Linked DNA regions of Homo sapiens: region 1 is linked to region 2. Evidence: chromatin loops called from intact Hi-C (ENCODE). Cell type or tissue: IMR-90. All regions are shown on one strand. Each heading gives the region's core, and the rest is flanking DNA. Links, peaks and the distances in the headings are about the cores only.

Region 1 (14,371 bases), core at 11,872-14,371, 95 kb before region 2:
ACAGTAAAAGAGATCCAACCTAACCAAGTCCATCTTGCTTCTAACCTCCAAGCTGTCCTTGTTCATTCCTGGGCAAAGTCTGAACTAACTTTGGGGGGAATTTCTTTTTTTGTTTTTTGGTTTTTTTTGAGACAGAGTCTCACTCTGTCACCCAGGCTTGAGTGCAGTGGTGTCATCTCAACTCACTGCAACCTCTGCCTCCTGGGTTCAAGTGATTCTTCTGCCTCAGCCTCCCAAGTAGCTGGGATTACAGGTGCCTGCCACCATGCCTGGCTAATTTTTGTATTTTTAGTAGAGACAGGGTTTTGCCACATTGACAAGGCTGGTCTCAAACCCCTGACCTCAGGTGATATGCCTGCCTTGGCCTCCCAAAGTGCTGGTGAGAGGTGGAGCCAGCTGGACTTCCTGGGCTGAGTGGAGACTTGGAGAACTTTTCTATCTTACAAGAAGATTGTAAAATGCACCAATCAGTGCTCTGTAAAAACTCACCAATCAGTGCTCTGTAGCTAGCAAGGGGATTGTAAAATGTCCCAAACAGTGCTCTGTAATATGCACCAATCAGCAGGATCCTGAAAGTATCCAATTGCAGGGAGGACTGAAAAAAGGGCATTCTGATAGGATAGAAATGGAACATAGGAGGGGACAAATAAAGGAATAAAAGCTGGCCACCCCCAGCCAGCAGTGACAAGCCGCTTGAGTCCCTACCATGCTGTGGAAGCTTGTTCTTTTGCTCTTCACAATAAACCTTGCTACCACTCACTCTTTGGGTCCATGCCATCTTTAAGAGCTGTAATACTCACCGTGAAGGTCTGCAGCTTCATTCTTGAGGTCAGTGAGACCACGAACCCACTGCGAACCAACTCGATACACAACTTGGGAGCTCGCCCAGTATAGCACCATGCAGTGAGTACCATTGGACCCCTTTCACTTGCTATTCTGTCCTATTTTTCCTTAGAATTCAGGGGCTAAACACCAGGCACCTGTTGGCCAGTTAGAAGCAACTAGCGTGGCCACCTGACTAAAGACACGGGTGTCAGGCTTTCTAGGAAAGGGATGTCTAACAACCCCCAACTCGTCAGAGTTAGGAGCATTGGTTTGCCTGGAAACAGCTTCTGCTTTTCCTATACTTCTGGGCTGAGCCGAGGGTCGACAGAGAGGAAAGCCATTCAGCTCTGCAGTCCCAACGAAAAGTTAATTGACCCTGCAGCCATGAACAGAGCGCTCAAAGTTACGTTGCCCAAGCGAGACTCATCCATCTATCTTATCTATCCCGACCCTTGCCTCCTGGGTCCTATGCCTGTCAGACAAACTTCCTCCCACCTCTCTTCTTCAAGACTAGTCCTGCTTCTAAAAACTACTCCTTGTCCCCGGTGCTCTTCTAGTTTCTCCAAAAAGAATGGTTTCTAGTATAAATTTCGGGACTCTGTTCCCTTTTTTAGGCACCCGGGCTCACCAATCAGAAAGACATAATTATTGCCCAAAGCCCCATCACAGAGGGGACTATCTGGAATTTTAGGATTCCTCCTCAGACTAGCAGGCCTAACAAAGGCTATTCCCAAAGCTAAGATATGGGGAGCCTCAGAAATTATAGACTCCAAAATTGGGCAGCGGATATCCTTCCTGTTCATATGATGAGAAGTGAAGACAAAAGGCATCACTCTTACAACCCTGGAGATCCCTTCCCTCCCTCAAGGTATGGCCCTCCCCTCCATTTTGTGGCATATCATCTTTATAGGATAAGGGTAAGGTCACAATACCAACAGAAGAAAATGCTTAGGACTCTAACAGATTTTTAAGAATGCATCAGTAAGGGCCACTAAATCCGTTTTTTCTCGGTCCTCTTTGTGGTCTAAGAGGAAAGGCAAGGGTGCAGGTTTTTGAGAATGCATTGGTAAGGGCAACTAAATCTGACCTTCCTCGGTCTTCTTTGTGGTCTAGGAGGAAAACTAGTGTTTCCACTGCTGCTTCTGTGAGCAAAACTATTCCAAACAGCAGCATCCAGGACCTGTTGCGGGTTCTTGGGCAGGAGAAAAAAAAACAAACCAAAACCATTGGCGTTTTTTTCTTTCAGGTGGGAAACACTCAGGGATCAACAGGCTCACACTTGAAATTAATCCTAAGCCATTGGGACCAATTTGACCTGCAAACCCTGAAAAAGAAGTGGCTTATTTTTTTCTGCACTATGGCCTGGTCCCAATATTGTCTCTCTGATGGGGAAAAATGGCCACCTGAGGGACGTATAAATTACAATAGTATCCTGCAGCTTGAACTTTTCTGTAAGAAGGAAGGCAAGTGGAGTGAAATACCTTATGTCCAAGCTTTCTTTTCACTGAAGGACAATCCACAACTATGCAAAGCTTGCAATCTACATTCCACAGGAGGACCTCTCAGCTTACCCCCATATCCTAGCCTCCTTACAGCTCCTCTTCCTTCCTATTAATGATGAGCCTCCTCTAATCTCCCCCACCCAGAAGGAAACAAGCAAAGAAATCTCCAAGGGACCACAAAAAACCCGCTATAGGTTATGTCCTCTTCAAGCTGTAGGGGGAGGGGAATTTGGCCCAACCCGGGTACAAGTCCCCTTCTCCCTCTCTGATTTAAAGCAGATCAAGTTAGATCTGGGGAAGTTTTCAGGTGATCCTGATAGGTATATAGATATCCTATGGGGTCTAGGGCAAACCTTCGACCTCACTTGGAGAGATGTCATGCTATTGTTTTGTTGCTGTTGTTGTTGTTTTGAGATGGAGTTTCACTCTGTTGCCCAGGCTGGAGTGCAGTGGCACAATCTCAGCTCACTGCAAGCTCCACTTCCCGGGTTCACACCATTCTCCTGCCTCAGCCTCCCGAGTAGCTGGGACTACAGTCATCCGCCACTACGCCTGGCTAATATTTTGTATTTTTAGTAGAGACGGGGATTCACCGTGTTAGCCAGGGTGGTCTCAATCTCCTGACCTTGTGACCTGCCCGCCTCGGCCTCCCAAAGTGCTGGGATTACAGGTGTGAGCCACCACCTCACCTGGCTCACTGGATCTATTGTTAGATCAAGCCCTGGCCTTTAATGAAAAGAATGCAGCTTTAGCTGCAGCCTGAGAGTTTGGAGATACCTGGTATCTTAGTCAAGTAAATGATAGAATGACAGCCGAAGAAAGGGACAAACTCCCTACCAGTCAGCAAGACATCCCCAGGATGGATCCCCACTGGGACCTTGACTCAGATCATGGGGACTGGAGTCACAAACATCTGTTGACCTGTGTTCTAGAAGAACTAAGGAGAATTAGGAAAAAGCCCATGAATTATTCAATGATGTCCACCATAACTCAGGGAAAGGAAGAAAATCCTTCCGCCTTCCTCGAGTGACTATGGGAGGTCTTAAGAAAACATACTCCCCTATCATCCGACTCCCTTGAGAGTCAATTGATCTTAAAAGATAAGTTTATTATGCAATCAGCTGCAGATATCAGGAGAAAGCTCCAAAAGCGAGCCCTGGGCCCTGAACAAAATCTGAGGCATTATTAAAGCTGGCAACCTCGGTGTTCTATAATAGGGACCAAAAGGAACAGGCCGAGTAGGAAAAGTGAGATCAGAGAAAGGCCACAGCCTTAGTCATGGCCCTCACATGAACAAACCTTGGTGGTTCAGACAGGACAGAAAATGGAGCAGGCCAATCACCTGGTAGGGCTTGTTATGAGTGTGGTTTGCAAGGACACTTTAAAAAAGATTGTCCAATGAGAAAAAAGCTGCCCCCTCACCCATGTCCACTATGCCAAGGCAATCACTGGAAGATGCACTGCCCCAGAGGACAAAGATTCTCTGGGCCAGAAGCCCCCAGCGAGATGACCCAACAGGACTGAGGGTGCCCGAGGCAAGCACCAGCTCATGTCATCACCCTCACTGAGCCCTGGGTAACTTTAACCACTGAAGGCCAGGAAATTGATTTCCTCCTGGACACTGGCACAGCCTTCTCAGTGTTAATCTCCTGCCCTGGACCGCCGTCCTCAAAGTCCATTACCATCCAAGGAATCCTGGGACAGCCTGTAACCAGGTATTTCTCCCACCTCCTCAGCTGTAATTGGGAGACTTTGCTATTTTCACATGACTTTCTTGTTATGCCTGAAAGTCCCACACCCTTATTAGGGAGGGACATATTAGCCAAAGCTGGAGCTATTATCTATATGAATATGGGGGACAAATTACCCATTTGTTGTCCCCTACTTGAGGAGGGAATCAACTCTGAATTCTGGGCATTGGAAGGACAATTCAGAAGGGCAAAAAATGCCCGCCCAGTTCAAATCAGGCTAAAAGACCCCGCCAATTTTCCTTATCAAAGGCAATATCCCTTAAGGCCTTAAGCTCATACAGGGTTACAGGATATTGTCAGACATTTAAAAACTCAAGGATTAGTAAGAAAATGCAACAGTCCCTGCAACACCCCAATTCTAGGAGTACAAAAACCAAATGGTCAGTGGAAACTAGTGCAAGATCTCAGACTAATCAATGAGGCAGTAATTTCTCTATATCCAGTTGTACGCAACTCCTATACCCTGCTCTCTCAAAAACCAGAGGAAGCAGAATGGTTCACTGTTCTGGACCTCAAGGATACCTTCATCTGCATTTCCCTACCCTCTGACTCCCAGTTTCTCTTTGCCTTTGAGGATTCCACAGACACATCCCTACTTATGAGGACATTCTTGCCTCAAGGGTTTAGGGATAGCCCTCATCTGTTTGGTCAGGTACTGACCCAAGATCTAGGCCACTTCTCAAGTCCAGGAACTCTGGTGCTGCTCCTTCAGCAAGTGGATGATTTACTTTTATTATTATTATTATACTTGAAGTTCTAGGGTACATGTGCACAGCATGCAGGTTTGTTACATATGTATACATGTGCCATGTTGGTTTGCCTCAACCATCAACTCATCATTTACATTAGATATTTCTCCTAATGCTATCCCTCCCCCTGCCCCCCACCCCACAACAGGCTCCCATGTGTGATGTTCCCCACCCTATGTCCAAGTGTTCTCATTGTTCAATTCCCACCTATGAGTGAGAACATGCGGTGTTTGGTTTTCTGTCCTTGTGATAGTTTGCTGAGAATGATGGTTTCCAGCTTCATCCATGTCCCTGCAAAGGACAAGGACTCATCCTTTTTTTATGGCTACATAGTATTCCATGGTGTATATGTGCCACATTTTCTTAATCCAGTCTATCAGTGATGGACATTTGGGTTGGTTCCAAGTCTTTGCTATTGTGAATTGTGCCACAATAAACATATGTGTGCATGTGTCTTCATAGTGGCATGACTTATAGTCCTTTGGGTATATACCCAGTAATGGGATCGCTGGGACAAATGGTATTTCTAGTTCTAGATTCTTGAGGAATTGCCACACTGCCTTCCACAATGGATGAACTAGTTTACACTCCCATCAACAGTGTAAAACATTCCTATTTCTTCACATCCTTTCCTGCATCTGTTGTTTCCTGACTTTTTAATGATTGCCATTCTAACTGGCATGAGATGGTATCTCATTGTGGTTTTGATTTGCATTTTTCTGATGACCAGTGATGATGAGCATTTTTCCATGTGTCTGTTGGCTACATAAATGTCTTCTTTTGAAAAGTGACTGTTAATATCCTTTGCCCAATTTTTGATGGGGTTGTTTGTTTTTTTCTTGTAAATTTGTTTAAGTTCTTTGTAGATTCTGGATATTAGTCCTTTGTCAGACAACAGGTTGCCTGTTCACTCTGATGGTAATTTCTTTTGCTGTGCAGAAGCTCTTTAGTTTCATTATATCCCATTTGTCTATTTTGGCTTTTGTTGCCATTGCTTTTGGTGTTTTAGTCATGAAGTCCTTGCCCATGCCTCTGTGATGAATGGTTTTGCCTAGGTTTTCTTCTACAGTTTGTACGGTTTTAGGTCTAACATTTAAGTCTTTAATCTATCTTGAATTAATTTTTGTATAAGGTGTAAGGAAGGGATCCAGTTTCAGCTTTCTACATATGGCTAGCCAGTTTTCCCAGCACCATTTATTAAATAGGGAATCCTTTCCCCATTGCTTTTTTTGTTGTTTGTTTGTTTGTTTTTTGTTTTGTTTTTTTGAGACGGAGTCTCACTCTGTCGCCCAGGCTAGAGTGCAGTGGCACAATCTTAGCTCACTGCCAGCTCCACCTCCTGGGTTCATGCCATTCTTCTGCCTTAGCCTCCCAAGTAGCTGGGACTACAGGCACCTGCCACCATGCCCGGTTAATTTTTTGTATTTTTAGTAGAGATGGTGTTTCACCGTGTTAGCCAGGATGGTCTCGATCTCCTGACATCATGATCCGCCCACCTTGGCATCCCAAAGTGCTGGGATTACAGGTGTGAGCCATGGTGCCTGGCCTCCCCATTGCTTGTTTCTATTAGGTTTGTGAAAGATCAGATGGTTGTAGATGTGTGGTGTTATTTCAGAGGCCTCTGTTCTGTTCCATTGGTCTATATATTTGTTTTGGTACCAGTACCATGCTGTTTTGGTTACTGTAGCCTTGTAGTATAGTTTGAAGTCAGGTAGCATGATGCCTCCAGCTTTGTTCTTTTTGCTTAGGATTGTCTTGGCAATGCAGGCTTTTTTTGGTTCCATATGAACTTTAAAGTAGTTTTTTCCAGTTCTGTGAAGAAAGTCATTGGTAGCTTGATGGGGATGGCAATGAATCTATAAACTACCATGGGCAGTATGGCCATTTTCACGATATTGATTCTTCCTATCCATGAGCATGGAGTGTTCTTCCATTTGTTTGTGTCTCCTTTTATTTCATTGAGCAGTGGTTTGTGGTTCTCCTTGAAGAGGTCCTTCACATCCCTTGTGAAGTTGGATTCCTAGGTATTTTATTCTCTTTGTAGCAATTGTGAATGGGAGTTCCCTCATGATTTGGCTCTCTGTTTGTCTGTTATTGGCATATAGGAATGCTTGTGATTTTTGCACACTGATTTTGTATCCTGAGACTTTGCTGAAGTTGCTTATCAGCTTAAGGAGATTTTGGGCTGAGACAATGGGGTTTTCTAAATATACAATATCTGCAAACAGGGACAATTTGACTTCCTCTTTTCCTAATTGAATACCCTTTATTTCTTTCTCTTGCCTGATTGCCCTGGCCAGAACTTGCAACACTATGTTGAATAGGAATGGTGAGAGAGGGCATCCTTGTCTTGTACCACTTTTCAAAGGGAATGCTTCCAGTTTTTGCCCATTATGATATTGGCTGTGGGTTTGTCATAACTAGCTCTTATTATTTTGAGATACGTTCCATCAATACTTAGTTTATTAGAGTTTTTAGCATGAAGGGCTGTTGAATTTTGTTGAAGGCCTTTTCTGCATCTATTGAGATAATCATGTGGTTTTTGTCATTGGTTCTGTTTATGTGATGGATTACGTTTATTGATTTGCATATGTTGAACCAGCCTTGCATCCCAGGGATGAAGCCCACTTGATCATGGTGGATAAGCTTTTTGATGTGCTGCTGGATTCAGTTTGCCAGTATTTTATTGAGGATTTTTGCATCGATGTTCATCAGGGATATTGGTCTAACATTCTCTTTTTTAGTTGTGTCTCTGCCAGGCTTTGGTATCAGGATGATGCTGACCTCATAAAATCATTTAGGGAGGAGTCCCTCTTTTTCTATTGTTTGGAATAGTTTCAGAAGGAATAGTACCAGTTCCTCTTTCTACCTCTGGTAGAATTCGGCTGTGAATCCGTCTTGCCCTGGACTTTTTTTGGTTGATAGTCTATTAATTATTGACTCAATTTCAGAACCTGTTATTGGTTTATTCAGAGATTCAACTTCTTCCTGCTTTAGTCCTGGGAGGGTGTATGTGTCGAGGAATTTATCCATTTCTTCTAGATTTTCTAGTTTATTTCCATAGAGGTGGTTATAGTATTCTCTGATGGTAGTTTGTATTTCTGTGGGATCGGTGGTGATATCCCCTTTATCATTTTTTATTGTGTCTATTTGATTCTTCTCTCATTTCTTCTTTATTAGTCTTGCTAGCAGTCTGTCGATTTTGTTGATCTTTTCAAAAAACCAGCTCCTGAATTCACTGATTATTTTGAAGGGTTTTTTGTGTCTCTATCTCCTTCAGTTCTGCTCTGATCTTAGTTATTTCTTGCCTTCTGTTAGCTTTTGAATTTGTTTGCTCTTGCTTCTCTAGTTCTTTTAATTGTGATGTTAGGGTGTTGATTTTAGATCTTTCCTACTTTGTCTTCTGGGCATTTAGTGCTATAAATTTCCCTCTACACACTGCTTTAAATGTGTCCCAGAGATTCTGGTACTTTGTGTCTTTGTTCTCATTGGTTTCAAGGAACATCTTTATTTCTGCCTTCATTTCATTATTTACCCAGTAGTCATTCAGGAACAGTACAGTTTTCATGTAGTTTTGTGGTTTTGAGTGAGTTTCTTAATCCTGAGTTCTAATTTGATTGCGCTGTGGTCTCAGAGGCAGTGTGTTGTGATTTCTGTTCTTTTACATTTGCTGAGAAGTGCTTTACTTCCAACTATGTGGTCAATTTTGGAATAAGTGCTATGTGGTGCTTAGAAGAATGTATATTCTGTTGATTTGGGGTGGAGAGTTCTGTAGATGTCTACTAGGTCTGCCTGGTGCAGAGCTGAGTTCAAGTCCTGGATATCCTTGTTAACATTCTGTCTTGTTGATCTGTCTAATATTGACAGTTGGATGTTAAAGTCTCCCATTATCATGGTGTGGGAGTCTAAGTCTCTTTGTAAGTCTCTAAGGACTTGTTTTATGAATCTGGGTGCTCCTGTATTGGGTGCATAAATATTTAGGATAGTTAGCTCTTCTTTTTGAATTGATCCCTTTACCACTATGTAATGGCCTTCTCTGTCTCTTGATCTTTGTTGGTTCAAAGTCTGTTTTATCAGAGACTAGGATTGAAACCCCTGCTTTTTTTTTTTTTTTTTTGGCTTTCCATTTGCTTGTTAGATCTTCTTCCATCCCTTTATTTTGAGCCGATGTGAGTCTCTGCAGGTGAGATGGGTCTCCTGAATACAGCACACTGATGGGTCTTGAATCTTTACCTAATTTGCCAGTCCATGTCTTTTAACTGGGGCATTTAGCCCGTTTATATTTAAGGTTAATATAGTAGGCTTCAGAAGGTTGGTAATAACATACTTCTCCCAGCTAAAGAAGGATGTTTGAACCCATCATGCATTGTTATGTGTGAATTTGATCCTGTCATTTTGATGTTAGCTGGTTATTTTGCCCATTATTTAATGCATTTTCTTCCTAGCATTGATGGTCTTTAAAATTTGGCATGTTTTTGCAGTGGCTGGTACTGGTTGTTGCTTTCCATGTTTAGTGTTTCCTTCAGGAGCTCTTGTAAGGGAGGCCTGGTGGTGACAAAACCTCTCAGCATTTGCTTGTCTGTAAAGTATTTTATTTCTCCTTCACTTATGATGCTTAGTTTGGCTGAATATGAAATTCTGGGTTGAAAATTCTTTTCTTGAAGAATGTTGAATATTGGCCCCCACTCTCTTCTGGCTTGTAGAGTTTCTGCTGAGAGATCCAGTGCTAGTCTGAGGGGCTTCCCTTTGTGGGTAATCCGACCTTTCTCTCTGGCTGCGCTTAACATTTTTTCCTTCATTTCAACCTTGGTGAATCTGGCAATTGTGTGTCTCGGGGTTGCTCTTCTTGAGGAGTATCTTTGTGGTGTTCTCTGTATTTCCTTAATTTGAATGTTGGCCTGTCTTGCTAGGTTGTGGAAGTTCTCCTGGATAATATCCTGAAGAGTGTTTTCCAACTTGTTTCCATTCTCCCTGTCACTTTCAGGTACACCAATCAAATGTAGATTTGGTCTTTTCACATAGTCCCATATTTCTCGGAGGCTTTGTTCATTTCTTTTTACTCTTTTTTCTCTAAACTTCTCCTCTCACTTTATTTCATTAATTTGATCTTCAATCACTGATATCCTTTCTTCCATTTGAATGAATTGGCTGTTGAAGCTTGTGCATGCATCACATAGTTCTTGTGCCATGGTTTTCAGCTCCATCAGGTCATTTAAGGTCTTCTCTACACTATTTATTCCAGTTAGCCATTCGTCTAATCTTTTTTCAAGGTTTTTAGCTTCTTTGCGATGGGTTTGAACATCCTCCTTTAGCTGGGAGAAGTATGTTATTACCAACCTTCTGAAGCCTACTTCTCTCAGCTCATCAAAGTCATTCTCCGTCCACCTTTGGTCCGTTGCTGATGAGGAGCTGTGATCTTTTGGAGGAGAAGAGGCACTCTGGATTTTAGAATTTTCCGTTTTTCTGCTCTGGTTTCTCCCCATCTTCGTGGTTTTATCTACCTTTGATGCTGGTGACCTACAGATGGGGTTTTGGTGTGGATGTCCTTTTTGTTGATGTTGATGCTATTCCTATTTGCTAGTTTTCCTTCTAAGAGTCAGGTCCCTCAGCTGCAGATCTGTTGGAGTTTGCGGGAGGTCAACTCCAAACCCTGTTTACCTGAGTATTACCAGTGGAGGCTGCAGAACAGCAAATATTGCAGAAGAGCAAATGTTGCTGCCTGATCCTTCCTCTGGAAGCTTCGTCCCACAGGGGCACCCGCCTGTATGAGGTGTCAGTTGGCCCCTACTGGGAAGTGTCTCCCAGTTAGGCTACATGGGGGCCAGGGACCCACTTGAGGAGGCAGTCTGTCCATTCTCAGAGCTCAAACACTGTACTGGGAGAGCCACTGCTCTCTTCAGAGCTGTCAGACAGGGACGTTTAAGTCTGCAGAAGTTTCTGCTGTCTTTTGTTCACCTATGCCCTGCCCCCAGAGGTGAGGTCTACAGAGGCAGCAGACCTTGCAGAGCTGCGGTGGGCTCTGCCCAGTTCAACCTTCCCGGCTGCTTTGTTTACCTACTCAAGCCTCAGCAATGGCGGACGCCCCTCCCCTGCCAGGCTGCTGCCTCAGACTGCTGTGCTAGTAGTGAGCAAGGCTCTGTGGGCGTGGGACCCACTGAGCCAGGCACAGGATTTAATCTCCTGGTGTGCCATTTGCTAAGACCGTTGGAAAAGTGCAGTATTTGGGTGAGAGTGTCCTGATTTTCCAGGTACAGTCTGTCACAGCTTTCCTTGGCTAGGAAAGGGAAATCCCCCAACCGCTTGCGCTTCCCGGGTGAGGCAATGCCCCTCCCTGCTTCGGCTCACCCTCCATGGGCTGCAGCCACTGTCCAACCAGTCCCAATGAGATGAACCAGGTACCTCAGTTGGAAATGCAGAAATCACCGTCTTCTGCATCGATCACACTGGGAGCTGCAGACCGGAGCTGTTCCTATTTGGCCATCTTGGAACGGAATCTGGATGATTTACTTTTGGCTACCAATTTGGAAGCCTCATGCCAGCAGGCTACTCTAGATCTCTTGAACTTTCTAGGTAATCAAGCGGGCAAGGTGTCTAAACTGAAAGCCCAGCTCTGCCTACAACAAGTCAAATATCTAGGCCTAATCTTAGCCAGAGGAACCAGGGCCCTCAGCAAGGAACAAATACAGCCTATACTGGCACCGGTCCCTCAAGGCGTAGCACCAACCAGATTGATAAACTCACTTATCTGACCTTGTGGCCCTCGCCCAGAAACTGACTCAGTCCAAGAAGACAGCTTAGATCCCCTATGATTTCATCTCTGACCCAAACAATCAGCACTCCTGACTCACTGGCCTTTCCCCACCCATCAAACTATCCTTAAAAACTCTGAGTCCCCGTATGCTCGAATGCTTGGGGAGCCGGATTTGAGCAATAATGAAATTCCAGTCTCCTGCATAGCTGGTTCTGCATGAACTCTTTCCCTATTGCAGTTCCCCTGTCTTGATAAATTAGTTTTGTCTAGGCAGCAGGCAAGGTGAATCCATTGGGCGGTTACATATTGGGGAGGGGGGACTGTAAGGGAATGAAATCCTGAGCATTATCCTCAAAGGAGGGAGGGGCCTTATAGACTTAGGCCTATCTAGAAGCGCCTCTCTCCTCAGAGAGTAAAACCTCACTGTTTCTCAGAGGGCTGAGAGGCTTGAAGGAAGAGTTTGGGCAGAAACTCTGCTTTGAATAGAAGCAGCAGATCCAGTTGAGAGAAAGAGGTTCACAAATTCCATTTCATGGCTTTTTTTTTTTTAAAGACAGATTTTCACTCTTGTTGCCCAGGCTGGTGTTGAATGGCATGATCTCAGCTCACTGCAACCTCTGCTTCCCAGGTTCAAGCTATTCTCCTGTCTCAGCCTCCCGAGTAGCTGAGATTAAGGCGCATGCCACCATGCCCGGCTAATTTTTGTATTTTTAGTAGAGACGGGGTTTTCACCATATTGGTCAGGCTGGTCTCGAACTCCTGACCTCAGGTGATCCACCTGCCTCGGCTTCCCAAAGTGCTGGGATTACAGGCAAGAGCCACTGCGCCCGGCCTCATGTCTTTTTTATACTTAAGCACCAGGCCCATGTAATGATGCACGAATTCATTTACTCCTACTCGTGCCAGGCCCTTTCCTGGGGGCTGGAGACAAAGGGCCGACGTGGACGCTGCGTCATGGTAGCACCTGTCTCGCAAAGTGCACACCGTGCTCCACCCACAGCCTCAGCATTCTCGTTGCTAGGAATATGGACCCTCAGGCAGCACCTCAGACCTAGACCTACTGTATCAGAATCTCTGTGCTGGTCCTGAGAATGTGCATTCTCAACAGCGCCTCACATTCCCCACCCCAATTCTTCTGCAGCTAACGTTTGAGAGCGCTGGTCTGGTGCCTACTGCCTCTGCAGGCGGTTTTCAAGGCAGCCGTGTGTGCTTGCATGTGAGGCGGCAAAAACAGCGCGCTGCAGGGCCGGCGCGGTGGCTCACGCCTGTAATCCCAGCACTTTGGGAGGCGGAGGCGGGTGGATCACGAGGTCAGGATATCGAGACCATCCTGGCTAACACGGTGAAACCCCGTCTCTACTAAACAAAAATACGTGGTGGTGGGCGCCTGTAGTCCCAGCTATTCGGGAGGCTGAGGCAGGAGAATGGCTTGAACCCGGGAGGCAGAGCTTGCAGTGAGCCGGGATCGCACCACTGTACTCCAGCCTCGGCGACAAACAAACAAACAAACAAAAAAAACAGCGCGCTGCAGATGGAGCCAGCACCCGGGCTTCTCGCTCCCAGCCCCCTCCCGAAGCCCCGCCCCGCCTCCGGGTCTGGAGGAGGCTGGGAAGCCCCGCCCCTCCACGCTAGCGCCGCCCAGGCTGGCACAAAGGAGGAAGCCTAGTCCCGCCCCTGCGTGCGGCGCTTCTCCCAGGCCCCACCTTCCATCCAGTGCCCTGGACCCTCGGCTGGGTAGCGCCACCAGAGCGACCAAACGTCCCGCGCCTTCCAGGCCGCACTCCAGAGCCAAAAGAGCTCCATGGCGGCGGCGGCCAAGCCCAACAACCTTTCCCTGGTGGTGCACGGACCGGGGGACTTGCGCCTGGTAAGCTGGGAAGGAGGGTGGGAAGCATACCGATCCTGCCTCACTCTCCTCTGAGCCCAGCCATAGTCCTGGCTTCCCACTTCCAGCCTGGCGCCGGCCCCGCACCTTAAGCGCCCTGGCTGCCCAGATCCCAGCTGGTTCCCCTCGGGGTGTGGGGGCAGCAGGTAGTGGCTGTTGCGAAGGGCAGGGATCTAGTCGTGTGCCTCCCGGAACCTAGCCCCGTGGCTGGCACGTGGCCGGTGCCCAGGACGGTTGCAAACTGTTTGAATGAAGCTTTCTCTCTCCTTTGCCAGCTGCAGATTCATAGTCCAGCCTCTTGTCATTGACCTTTCCAAAGGAAATGCTAAGGCTGTCTGAATTATCGGGGCAGACCGTGCAGAGCAGAGAAAGGGGGGCCAGAGGACACTTAGAAACAGCAGAACTTGTATTTAACTCCCTTGCTTGGGACTGATAAACCTCCCTTGCAGGATTATGATGATCACAAGAGTACTCAGCACTTAGTACGTGCTCAGGAAGTGCCAGCTCCTTCTCCTTTCCTTCCAGTCTAGGCCTCCATCTCCAGAACCCCTGCTGTTCCCCTTGCCTGTGCCAGACTTGTGGATCTTGATAGCTCCCTTGTCTGTAAGGATCCTTCTCTCCCTAAGACCCTGTCTGGTTCACTTTCCAGCAGTTTTTCTTTCCAATCCCGTGCCTCTGTCCCTTTAGGAGCATTCTGTATGTGTGTCCTCTGCCTTAGACCCTGCCTTTTGCTCCCTGGCTTGTGGCACCAAAGTTTAGGAAGTGGCTGAGTCAGCAGCCTAGTCATGCCAAGCCTCCCTTGACAAAGTCCCTCTCAGATGGGCCTGGGATGGCAGTGGGTATGTGGGATGAGTGCCAGCCATCTCTGCTGCTCCCCTGTACCTCTTTTCCCTCAAAGTACATGCGTC
Region 2 (4,098 bases), core at 426-2,925:
AAGAGAATTACGCCGCGGAGTACGCGAACGCACTGGAGAAGGGGCTGCCGGACCCAGTGCTCTACCTGGCGGAGAAGTTCACACCGAGTAGCCCTTGCGGCCTGTACCACCAGTACCACCTGGCGGGACACTACGCCTCGGCCACGCTATGGTAAGTGCTGGAGGGAAGGCTGTGTGCACGTGTGTGTGTGCCAGGAGCTGGGCCGTATGAGCGGGAGGATGCAGGCCTCGGAGGCGCTGAGCAGCTGCAGCCAGACCCGACGCGCTCGGGGTGGGCATGACAGCCTCGCGGGTTAGAAGATCCACGAGATCTGCACAGACGGAATCCGGAGAGACTCCAGCCACCGCCTGGACCTCAGGAGCCCGCTTCTCCCCCGGGGAATTCCCCTGCACCGCTGCCATCCCAGTCCCTGGCTTTGACGCTGGGGTAGGGATAAAGAAGAGCGCAGCTGTGGGAACCCCGGTGGGCTGGGAGAAGCCCGCTCACAGCGGGTCCCCCCACTCCCCGGCAGGGTGGCGTTCTGCTTCTGGCTCCTCTCCAACGTGCTGCTCTCCACGCCGGCCCCGCTCTACGGAGGCCTGGCACTGCTGACCACCGGAGCCTTCGCGCTCTTCGGGGTCTTCGCCTTGGCCTCCATCTCTAGCGTGCCGCTCTGCCCGCTCCGCCTAGGCTCCTCCGCGCTCACCACTCAGTACGGCGCCGCCTTCTGGGTCACGCTGGCAACCGGTGAGGACCGAGAGAATGGGCCCCGGGGGCTAAGGGTGGAGACAGGATTCACACCGGGTGTGCACTTTCCAGTTTACAGAATGAATTCACATCTATTACCCTATTTGCCCCTCTCAATAGTTCGCAGAAACAGGCACTGTTATGACCATTTTACAGATGAAAAGTGGGGGGCTCAGAAGGGTTTGGTGTCTTGCCGTGTTTCATGTAATTCAGATTAGAGGTGTGTGGCGGGAGGTAACACAAGGGGTAGGCTCCAAAAGATGGAAGAAGGCCCGGGCATCACGCCTGTAATCCCAGCACTTTGGGAGGTCGAGGCAGGAAGGTCGTTTGAGGCCAGAGTTCGAGACCAGCCTGGGCAACATAGCCCTGACTCCACATGCCCTCCTTTCTTTCGATCCCCACCGCCACAGGCGTCCTGTGCCTCTTCCTCGGAGGGGCCGTGGTGAGTCTCCAGTATGTTCGGCCCAGCGCTCTTCGCACCCTTCTGGACCAAAGCGCCAAGGACTGCAGCCAGGAGAGAGGGGGCTCACCTCTTATCCTCGGCGACCCACTGCACAAGCAGGCCGCTCTCCCAGACTTAAAATGTATCACCACTAACCTGTGAGGGGGACCCAATCTGGACTCCTTCCCCGCCTTGGGACATCGCAGGCCGGGAAGCAGTGCCCGCCAGGCCTGGGCCAGGAGAGCTCCAGGAAGGGCACTGAGCGCTGCTGGCGCGAGGCCTCGGACATCCGCAGGCACCAGGGAAAGTCTCCTGGGGCGATCTGTAAATAAACCTTTTTTTCTTTTGTTTTTTAAAAACTGTTTTTCCCATTAATTTTCATGGCTTCTCCGCGCCGGGGTCGCACGTCCTCATGAGCTTCGCTGGGCTGGAGACAGCCTAGTACACTCTCCGCAGTGCTGTGAAACCTGATTCTCTGCGTCGACTCCAGAGTAATAGGGGCGCCCTCTAGTGAGGCCGGAGGGACCCTACCAGAGCTAGCATCTTTCTGAACCACCCCAGGGGGACGTTAGGTGGCAGTGATGAGGCAGGTCACCCACTCCCCCGTCCTGGATGCCACTCAGCTAGCCCAGCTGAGTGGGGTGGGAAGGAATAGCGTTTTGGAGTTGATTCCCTAACTTCCCACCTGGCTTCTTGTGAGGTGGTGTTTGAGGGCCAAGGTAGGTGTCAGCAAGGCATAGAAAGATAAATCCCAAGATTCTTGGCAAGTCTTGCAATCTTATGTAGCAAATTTGGGAACTGAAGCTCAAAGAGAATGTGGCATAGTTGGTTAATGTTAGACCTAGGATGAGAAGTTTGGTTTCCCCTCCTTTCCAGTGCTGTCTTTCATTGTACCAAAAGGCCACACAAGCTGGAGAAGTAAAGGAAGAACAAAAGGAACCCAGGAAAAAGGAAAACAAGAGGTGCCGAGGGATGAGAGGAAACCATAGGAGAATCATATGTAACCCCCACCCTGCTGGTGTTATGGGGGTGAAGTTAGGTTTCAGTGAATAGCATCTTGAAGAGGCAAGGCAGCACGGAAAGGCTGGGTTGCTGTGCAGATAAGCTAGCCCCTGCTTGGCCTTATCATGGCAACAGGCTTTATGGACAGGCCCAGCATCTCTTCAGTCCCTTAGGGCTTTTTGTTTTGTTTTGTTTTTTAACATCAGTATATAGAGCCTCCTTTTTCTACTCCGTCTGTAGATTGGTGCTGGGTGTCTGGTAACAGCCACCCTGAGGGCAGTTCTGCTGGTTTTATGGGGCGCCAATGAGGTTTGGAGCCAGACTGGAAGTCCAGGTGGCCTCCACGGGGAGGAATGTTATAAAGCACAATCAGGATCTTTGGGGTGTGCCTCCTTACAGTATGCCTTGGTGGAGGAAGCCTCTGACAGGGGAATGTCCTGGGACTTGGGACTGTCAGCCATGGACCGGTAGCGGGGGCTCAGGAGTCCACCTTCCTCAGGACTCCACTCCAGCATGGGGTCTTCATCCACACTCTGGTTGAAGAAAGCCTTCAGCCTGTGAGGCTGCATCCTGTGGGCCACCGCCATAGCCAGGCCCAGCAGCACACACAGCAGTCCTGGAGATGAGGGCAACAATTGTCCCACCTTAGTGCTAGTAACACCTGCCGAGGATATCTTCCCCTGGGAGTGTCAGAACAACTCTAAGGGAAGCCTAGAGCCCCTGCTTCAGGGCAACTTGGGCTCAGAGAGGTGACTGGCTGAGGGGCATGTGGCTGGTGTGGCTCTGTTGTCCTAAGTTTCCAGACTCCAAGCCCAGTGCTCCTTCTGTTATATCCCGGGAGAGAGAGAGAGAGAAAGGGGGAGAGGGAGAACTCTGAAAATAGGGAGAGAAAAGAAAAAAACCCTGGGGAAGGGCAGGGCACAGAGGAGGCATGAGGAGGCACATGAGGGAGTAGACAGCGGGACAGGAGAGGAGAATAAGACTGCAGGACAATTTAGGGATGTGTAAGGCAGGACAGGGAAGGGTTTAAGAATGGGGACCCAGAGAAGGGTATTTGGAGGAAGCAAGAGGGGACAGGGGGTTGGAAGATTTTAGAAGCAGCTGGGTGAAGAGAGTTAGGGGATGACAGAGACAGAGAAGATACAAGGGAGTGGGCATCTCTGAGGAGGGGGGGGAAGTGGCACTGGGGAGAGAAAATCAGGAGATAAGAGATACAAGAGGGTGGGACTTTAAAGAGGGCAAAGCCATCCTGGCCTCCAGGAACAGACCCTCAACTCTACCGACATGATGCCCCCAGGCCCTCCCTCCCTGGCCTTGAGACTTCTAGTGCTTGTCTTTAGGGCTGGGTCTTACCTGTGGTCAATGTGATCCAGAAGGCAGGCCCATGGTGAGTATGCAGCACAGAAGCGCCCAGGTGCAGGGGACAGGGTGAGGTGAGTGATGTGGCCATGGAGAAGAAGAGCAGAGCCAACAGCTGGAAGATGCCCGTGGCCAATAGCATGTAGCCACCATATACCAGCACAGGCATGGAGAGCATCACATTGGCCAGCAGCCAGCAGAGGAATGCCACCCTGGAGAGCCAGGACCCAGTGAGGACTGGCCCAGGTACTTCTACCTGCTGGTGAATTTGGATGGGCCCAGGCGGAGGTTCAGGGACCCAAGAGTGACCCAAAGATATGAGGTAGGGATTCCTTCCCATGGACTTCCCAAGCCAGCACCATGGGGACTGGTGCCAGGCCACCCCACCTGAGATACCCACATGAGTGGAGGAGAGATGGGTAGAAACCCTGTTCCTGAATCTAGGCTACCAGGGCCTCCACCCCGTCTCCTTCCCATCCTCACCATAGCATGGCTGAGGTGTAGTGTCCCGCCAGGCGGTACTGGCGGTATAGGCCACATGGGCTTCTTGGAGTGAACTTCTCAGCTA

The links. A loop is a pair of places that touch in the nucleus more often than their neighbours do. Peaks named below come from ENCODE experiments on the same cell type or tissue, not always from the same donor. Only the 100,000 strongest peaks of a DNase experiment are listed, where the experiment ranks them.
Region 1: a loop joins it to region 2, with 6 times the contacts of the local background. A loop is called at or near these places in 13 of 110 quality-filtered maps.

The regions. Positions count from the first base shown.
Region 1 is chr15:45,009,905-45,024,275 of GRCh38, forward strand. SORD (sorbitol dehydrogenase) reads left to right here and starts at 13,291. Exons shown (of 9, transcript NM_003104.6): 1 at 13,291-13,445. The coding sequence starts at 13,380. RefSeq lists a silencer at 13,071-13,240 and an enhancer at 14,010-14,371. In IMR-90, for the core only: no CTCF peak of the experiment used is centred there; a DNase peak (open chromatin) is centred at 13,237; H3K4me3 peaks cover 1,610 bases; H3K27ac peaks cover 379 bases.
Region 2 is chr15:45,116,579-45,120,676 of GRCh38, forward strand. DUOXA2 (dual oxidase maturation factor 2) reads left to right here. Exons shown (of 6, transcript NM_207581.4): 4 at 1-151; 5 at 513-727; 6 at 1,138-1,843. The coding sequence ends at 1,331. DUOXA1 (dual oxidase maturation factor 1) reads right to left here. Exons shown (of 9, transcript NM_001276266.2): 7 at 4,014-4,098; 8 at 3,525-3,742; 9 at 788-2,787. The coding sequence ends at 2,528. Among named protein-coding and RNA genes, the nearest start is that of DUOXA2, 4.3 kb to the left of the region's middle. RefSeq lists an enhancer at 1,391-1,590. In IMR-90, for the core only: a CTCF peak has its summit at 1,701 (motif pointing left); a DNase peak (open chromatin) is centred at 1,673; H3K27me3 peaks cover 963 bases.